Regions from separate parts of the Homo sapiens genome. Here regions 1 and 3 are each linked to region 2. A link is a loop called in an ENCODE intact Hi-C map of the cell type or tissue named here. Cell type or tissue: heart right ventricle. All regions are shown on one strand.

Evidence for each region. Peaks named below come from ENCODE experiments on the same cell type or tissue, not always from the same donor. Only the 100,000 strongest peaks of a DNase experiment are listed, where the experiment ranks them.
Region 1: a loop joins it to region 2, with 2.2 times the contacts of the local background. A loop is called at or near these places in 29 of 110 quality-filtered maps.
Region 3: a loop joins it to region 2, with 5 times the contacts of the local background. A loop is called at or near these places in 34 of 110 quality-filtered maps.

The regions. Positions count from the first base shown.
Region 1 is chr9:36,007,939-36,010,438 of GRCh38, reverse strand. No RefSeq gene overlaps it. Among named protein-coding and RNA genes, the nearest start is that of RECK, 28 kb to the left of the region's middle. In heart right ventricle, CTCF peaks have their summits at 1,305 and 1,513 (motif pointing left); a DNase peak (open chromatin) is centred at 1,478.
Region 2 is chr9:36,165,204-36,167,703 of GRCh38, reverse strand. No RefSeq gene overlaps it. Among named protein-coding and RNA genes, the nearest start is that of CCIN, 2.9 kb to the left of the region's middle. RefSeq lists a silencer at 901-1,110 and enhancers at 710-1,210, 1,301-1,410. In heart right ventricle, a CTCF peak has its summit at 993 (motif pointing right); DNase peaks (open chromatin) are centred at 1,013 and 1,413; H3K4me3 peaks cover 1,133 bases; H3K27ac peaks cover 1,831 bases.
Region 3 is chr9:35,953,881-35,956,380 of GRCh38, reverse strand. No RefSeq gene overlaps it. Among named protein-coding and RNA genes, the nearest start is that of OR2S2, 3.0 kb to the left of the region's middle. In heart right ventricle, CTCF peaks have their summits at 1,057 and 1,259 (motif pointing left); a DNase peak (open chromatin) is centred at 1,274; H3K27ac peaks cover 246 bases.

The DNA.
Region 1 (2,500 bases), 160 kb after region 2:
GCAAGCCCCCATTTCCTCAGCATGATGGCAGGGTGAGGCCAGATGATCTCAGACATTCTTGCAGGTTGAGGAGGTCTATTTGATTTTGTGAGAATAATATCATACCAATGAAACAGCTTCACATCTGCCCTCCTCAAGCCCCCATTCCATTACAATCAAGTCTGATGATAGAAATGTAACCATGCTGTTGATTAATGGGTGAAAATATATGGTTTGATCGAAGGAATAAGACCTAGTGTTCAATAGGTCAGGAGGGTGACTATAGTTTACAATAAGCTACTATACCTTTCAAGATGGCTAGAAGAGAATAATTCAAATATTTCTAGCATAAAGACAAATGTTTAAAGTCATGGATATCCCAACTACACTGACTTGATCCTTGCAGATTATATGAATGTATTAAATTATCACATGTACCTTAAAACCATGTATATCTATTATGTATCAATAATAGATATTATGTATCTATTATGTATATCTATTATGTATCAATTTATTTAAAAAATAAATATAGCCAATGCTAATGAAAATTGTGGAATTCCTTTCACCAAAACTTGCCCTTACTTTTATAAAAAAACATCATGAGCAAGAATGATCGATTTTCCAAGGTTTGGAAAGAGGCTACATGTCAGAAACAGTGACACTGGGTCTGAACGCCAGGGTGAGGGCTCAGGACATGTGACAGGTGAAGGGTCCTTTCTGCTTCTCCTGCCTCATGTGCTTGGGGCACAATCTCCAAAGGACTGGCCATCACCCTTAGAAGATAATTTAAATTGCAGTTTATTCTTTGGGACCATTGTAGACCCTGAAGTCATTTAAGGTTTGGAAAGTGAGTTGTACTCAGTTTAGAAACTTTCTATCCTTCTGGGATAACATCCCCAAGAACAAATTATGTTGGCAGCACTGGAGGAAGTCAGCTGTCTGCTTCTTCTCCCCCTTCTTCTCTCCCTTCCTCTTTCCCTTCCTTCTTTCCTTGTCCCCTTTCTTTCTTTCTGAACATCATAATCTCATTAACAGGGTCCAACAATCTGTGGGTTAGTGATTCCAGGATTCATTCAAAGCCCAGGTGCTTTCTCCTGTGCTGCAGCCGAGCCCCGTCACCCCCAGTCTGTGCTTACGCAGTGGCTTGGGGCATCTGACTGAAAGACCTTTACTCTCCCTCTAAATGTTCATCTCATTGGATTAAACACCTTGAAGCAACCTGCTGTGTTCTGCCTCAATCCTCACTGGGCACCCAAGTCACTGTCCTTTCAGCTTCCTGTCATCTGTGCACGTGCTCCCAGACCTCTTACGAGTCATGGACAGAATGTGACCCAGGACAGGGATGAGTCTAGAGAATGGGGACATTCCTTTATTCAGCAAACAATTATTGAGCGTATGCTCCATAAAAGGCAGAAATGTGTAGAGTAACCCAGGGTCCATGCCCTCTGGGAGTGCATCCTCTAGCGGCAAAAGGCAGAAATGTGCAGAGTAACCCAGGGTCCCTGCCTTCTGGGAGTGCACCCTCTAGTGGCGAGAAAGAGGCACATGAAAAAAATACAGTTGACCCTCGAACAGCGCGGGGATTAGGGCGCCGATCCCCATTGCAGTTGAAAATCCCCAAAACAACTACTAATAGCCTATTGTTAGACTGAATGCCTAATCGATAACATAAACAGTAGATAAACACATATTTTGTATGTTAAATGTATTATTATACTGTATTCTCATAATAAAGTAAGCTAGAGAAAAGAAAATATTAAGAAAATCATGCTGGGTGCAGTGGCTCATGCCTGTAATCCAGAACTCTAGGAAGCCGAGGTGGGTGGATCGCCTGAGTTCAGGAGTTGGAGACTAGCCTGGACAACAAAGTGAGACCCTGTCTCTACCAAAAATACAAAAATTATCCGGGTGTGGTGGCATGTGCCTGTGTCCCAGCTACTCCAGAGGCTGAGGAGGGAGGATGGCTTGAGCCTGGGAGGCAGAGGTTGCAGTGAAACAAGTTGGTGCCACTGCACTCCAGCCTGGATGACAGAGCTAGACCCTGTCTCTCTCTCTCTCTCTCTCTCTCTCTCTCTCTCTCTCTCACACACACACACACACACACACAAATCACAAGAAAGACAAAACATGTTTACTGTTCGTTAAGTGGAATGGGTCATCATAAAGGTCTTCATCCTCCTTGTCTTCACATTGAATAGGCTGAGGAGGAGAAGGAGAAGGAGGAGGGGTTGGTCTTGCTGTCTGAGGGTGGCAAAGGAGGAAGAGGTGGAGGAGGTAAAAGGGAGGCAGGACAGGCAAGCACATTCGGTGTAACTTTATAGAAATACATGGTAATTTCTGTCTGACTTTTTAGCTTTGGGAATTGATTAGCCTTTGGCTACATGGGACATAATCACTTCCTCTTTCATGACAGACAGTCTACAAGTACACAAGGGTAAAGAATATTTCCCAAAGCATGTTTGGCCATTGGGATGTCCTTTAGCGGTGATGTGGCAGAACTTGGAAGACTCTTCATGCT
Region 2 (2,500 bases):
AAGAACTGACTCAGCCCAAGAAGACAGCTCCAACTCCCATGATTTCATCTCTGACCAATCAGCAGCACTCCTGGCTCACTGGCTTCCCCCTACCCACCAAGTTATCTTTAAAAACTCTGCTCCCCCAATGCTCCGGGAGACTGATTTGAGTAATAATAAAACTCCAGGCCGGGCGCGGTGCCTCATGCTTGTAATCCTAGCACTTTGGGATGCCAAGGTGGGCGGATCACCTGAGGTCATGGTTTCGAGACCAGCCTGGCCAACATGGCAAAACCCTGTCTCTACTAAAAATACAAAAATTAGTTGGGAGTGGTGGTGCATGCCTGTAATGCCTGTAATCCCAGCTACTGGGGAGACTGAGGCAGCAGAATCGCTCGAACCCGGGAGGCGGAGGTTGCAGCGTGCCCAGATCGCACCATTGCACTCCAGCCTGGGCGACAGAGTGAGACTCCGTCTCAAAAAAAAAAACCCCAAAAAACAAAAACAAAACCCTCCAGTCTCCCGCACGGCTGGCTCTGTGTGAATTACTCTTTCTCTGTTGCAATTCCCCTGTCTTTTATTACCCAACCCCCCAACCCCCCTCACCCCCCACCCCCAGTAGCTGGGATTACAGGCGCCTGTCAACATGCCCGGCAAAGTTTTGTATTTTTAGTAGAGACGAGGTTTCACCATGTTGGCCAAGCTGGTCTCGAACCCCTGACCTCAGGTGATCCGCCCGCCTCGGCCTCTCAAAGGGTTGGGATTATAGGCGTGAACCACCGTGCCCGGCCTATTATTAGAGTTTAAATGAGAAAAGGACTGGAGAGTAGTGGGCTTGTCATAAAGCTCAATCAATGCTAGCTGCCGTTTTCTTACTCATATTACACCAGTTCGCCCAGCGCCGGCGTTCGTGGCTGCTCCCTTCATAAAAACTTGTGGTCATCGTGGTTCTGGTTTCGCGGTAGCTGAGGAGGCTGTGGCTACCTCGCGTCTCTTCTGGGCCCGCCGCCCGAACCCAGTCCAGCCACGCGGTGGCGCTGGAGGGTCGTCCCCGCCCCCGAGCGCACCGCCTCTGCGCCGGGCACCACCCCAACCCCTCTCCAGGATGGAAAAGAGGCGCGGGGCGTCCCCTTTTTCGCTTTGCCTCCACGCGCCACCGTGCAAAGGCGGCAGCGCCGTGCCGTCCGCCGCGACCCTGGAATTCAAACGGCAGGATCGGGGGCTCTCAGCCTTGCAGGACTCCTTAGATTTCCCCAGACACACACCTGTCCCCACTTTACAGATGGGGACGCTGAGCCCCCAACGGAGGCGCGCCCTCCAGAGGCCAGAAGACTGTCTCCGACTCCCAGTAACAGCTGGGGGGGTTTCCTGACCCCTGCGAGTCCTTTGCGGGGAGAGAGGAGGGTGCCCGCAGACTCGGACAGATTCCTGGCTGGCGTGGGGCTCCCGGAGTCCTGTGGGGCGTCTGTGGAACTGCTGTTCGTGCAAGAAGGGGATAAGCGCCAGCTGGAGCGCCGCGGGCGGGAGGGAGGGGGAGGCAAAAGAGCCCAGTAGCCCCACCCGGACCAGCCTTTGGGAAGAGACCCCAGAGAAGGGCCTGGACTTGCATCTCGCCCAGGCATTCGCGAGAAGGTACAGAAAGGACTTACCTCTCTGATCTCCTCCAATCTGGGCCCAAGCCCCACTCTAGACCCTCGGGCCGTCCTCAGTGCCCCTCCCGGGAAATTTCAGTATCAGCCTCGGGAATCTGAGCCGTTCCAGCTCTTTCCCTCCCTGGCTTAGTCATATTCTCATTCTCATTGTCTCCCTCCCTCGTCCGTTCATTCCAGACTAGTCTTTTCCTTATTTTTAGATTTGGTAACTTGAAAATTATTTGAAAATACGCCCCTTCCCTTTTTTTTTTTTTTTTTTCTGAGATGGAGTCTCACTCTGTCCCCCAGGCTGGAGTGCAGTGGCCCGATCTCGGCTCACTGCAACCTCCGCCTCCCGGGTTCAAGTAATTTCTTGCCTCAGCCTCCCAAGTAGCTGGGATTACAGGCGCGCGCAGCCACGCCCGGCTAACTTTTGTATTTTTAGTAGAGACGGGGTTTCACCGTCTTGGCCAGGCTGGTCTTGAACTCCTGACCTCGTGATCCACCCACCTTGGCCTCCTAATGTATGGGATTACAGGCGTTAGCCACCGCACCTGGCCAAAAATACCCTTTTAAACTGAATTTGTCCACCTTCCCGCCCGAATGCGATAGAGAGACTCGGTCTCTTGGGATATGATACGTGCACAAAGTGAAGAACTTCTGTTTTCCCCATTGGAAGTAGACTTCAATTTCAGCCTCCTCCTCCGGAGACCAGTCTCCCTGGGAGAATAATTAAGCCCTTAATGCCTCTTCAGCCCTTACCTTCTGCAAAGCAGCAGCAGCAACTTGGGTGAATGATGAGGCCTCTTGGTGCTGATGCCAGACACCTTCTGGCTCCCATGGACATGCAGGCTGGCAGATCTCGCCTCCTGGGACATCTTCACCCGGGA
Region 3 (2,500 bases), 210 kb after region 2:
AATTTCTTTTTTTTTTTTTTTTTTGAGACAGAGTCTCGCTGTGTCACCCAGACGAGAGTACAGTGGTGCAGTCTCGGCTCACTGCAACCTCTGCCTCCCAGGTTTAAGCAAGCCTCATCCCTCAGCCTCCTGAGTAGCTGGGACTACAGGCATACACCACCATGCCCGGCTAATTCTTGTATTTTTAGTAAAGACAGGGTTTCACCATTTTGGCCAGGCTGGTCTCAAACTGCTGGCCTCAAGTGATCCGCCCGACTCAGCCTCCCAAAGTGCTGGGATTACAAGCGTGAGCCACAGTGTCCTAGCCTATGGGGCTAAATTTTCATAGGTTTCTTTGTTCCAAGACTTCTCAGAGCCTTTATTATGCAAAGGTCCACTGTGAATGTTCAATAGGGTATAAAGTTGTAGCATTTCCTGAGCCTCCAAAGTTCAGCACAATAAAAATTGGGAAGCTTTTTTTTTTTTTTTTTTTTTTTGAGACAGAGTCTTGCTCTGTCATCCAGGCTGGAGTGCAATAGTAAGACCTCGGCTCACTGCAACCTCCGCCTCCCAGGTTCAAGCGATTCTCCCACCTCAGCCTCCAGAGCAGCTGGGATTACAGGCACCTGGCATCATGCCCAGCTAATTTTTGTATTTTTGTAGAGATGGGTTTCACCATGTTGGCCAGGCTGGTCTTGAACACCTGACCAAGTCCAAGGTGAACTCCTGACCAGGCCAAGGTGATCCGCCCACCTCAGCCTCCCAAAATGCTGGGATTACAGGCCTGAGCCACTGCGCCAGGCCAATGTTTTTTTACCTAAGGGTTTGGGCAGATTCCTTAACCTCTTTTGCCTATCTATTCATAGACACAGAAGACATACAAGAGGTTCAGAAATTGCTGTGGATGAAAAGCAGCAGTTTTATGGCAAGTTATATCAAAGTCTGAGAATATCAAAAGACTTATTTAAAAGGAAACTTTAGAAAGTGAATCTGTTTTTAAGAATAGTTCTTGGAATATTTTTGCTTCAAGTGATATATTTAAGTTTTCTTATATTTGTCAAGAATGAATTGGATCACTCGAGCTCAGGAGTTCAAGACCAGCCCGCGCAACATAGTGAGACCTTATCTCTATTAAAAAAACATTGAATTGCATAAGATAAGGATGTATATGTTGCTAATAAAATTTCACTATATTGTGTTAGTCTAAGGTTCTGATTTCTACTTGCCCTAGAAGAGAAACGATCTTGCTACTGCAGATACACAAGAGTGACATCTAGTGGCCATGCAAGCCAACTTCAGACATTTACAGAGCCATGTCGTGTTTTTAGAGGCAGCTGCACAGGTCTCTTTCTTCACCGCTAACTGCATAGTTCATGGAGTTTCTCTCCAATATCCCTGACCCCACTCATCCAGCATCTGCTTGGATACCTCCAGTGATAGAGAATTAACACTTCCAGGTTCTAGCTGTTTCATTCAGCCCTACTAGCAAATTCTTCCTTGAATTGTGCTAACATATACGTGTCTCCATTAACATCTGTCTCCGATAGCATCTTCCAGTCCTAATTCAGCTTCGTGCCTTTACATGAAATACACCTTATCTCTTCTTTCTTCCGATATATAAAGATTGTTCTCCTGGTTCCTGGGTCTTTTTCCCTCCAGCATAAATAGCCCGCATACTTCCACCTGTGCCAAAATCACCCAGTTTACCCAACTGACAGGTACTAAATTGTGTCCACAGTATCATCTAATTCCAGTGTGATATTTCTGAAAATACCTTGGGAATAATAATGATGGTGCTAAGCTAACTCTGTTTCCCCAGGGCAGTGGAGATCTGTCTGGCAGAGAGAGATACTTGAACAAGCCTGCCTTCTTGTGAGGCTGTCCTCCACTCACTTTCTCTTCCTTGAGGAATGGCAGTCATATCCATTTATATTATAAATTACATTATTATAGTGTAACTGTTGAGTCAGAAATTACATTGCTTCCTCTAGGAACAGTGGCACCTTTCACTCCCACTCTCTTTTGGGTGTCAAGGGGAGGCAAAACTATTATATTATTATACTTAATCATACAGACAAATGTATTATTTTAAAAATCACAGTTCTGGGTTAGTGGGTGCTTTAGGCTTTTACTCTAGTGACCAAATGCCCTACGAAATCTTTAAGTTAAAACTCCAAATATAAAGTATATCTGCTTTGGCTGAAATGGAGGTGGGGGGCAGAATAGATGTGGGGGCCAGGGGAGGGAGTTGGGCTCCATCTGCTCAGCCCACCCTTCATCCCCATCCCCAGGGTCCCCAGTCCACAGACACCACCAAACACTAATCTGATCCAAACCACTGGTGCCAAGAAAAGTAGACATTTTGTAAGGATATTTTGTTCCACTCCCAGAAATAAATGTGAAAATTTGGGGGGGAAATTTATATTCTAAGAAAAAACAGATTACCCAGTTAACCATTAAAAAGATAGACAACTTAAAATACCAATTACCTAAGGAGAAGTTGACAACTTGTCAGTTACCA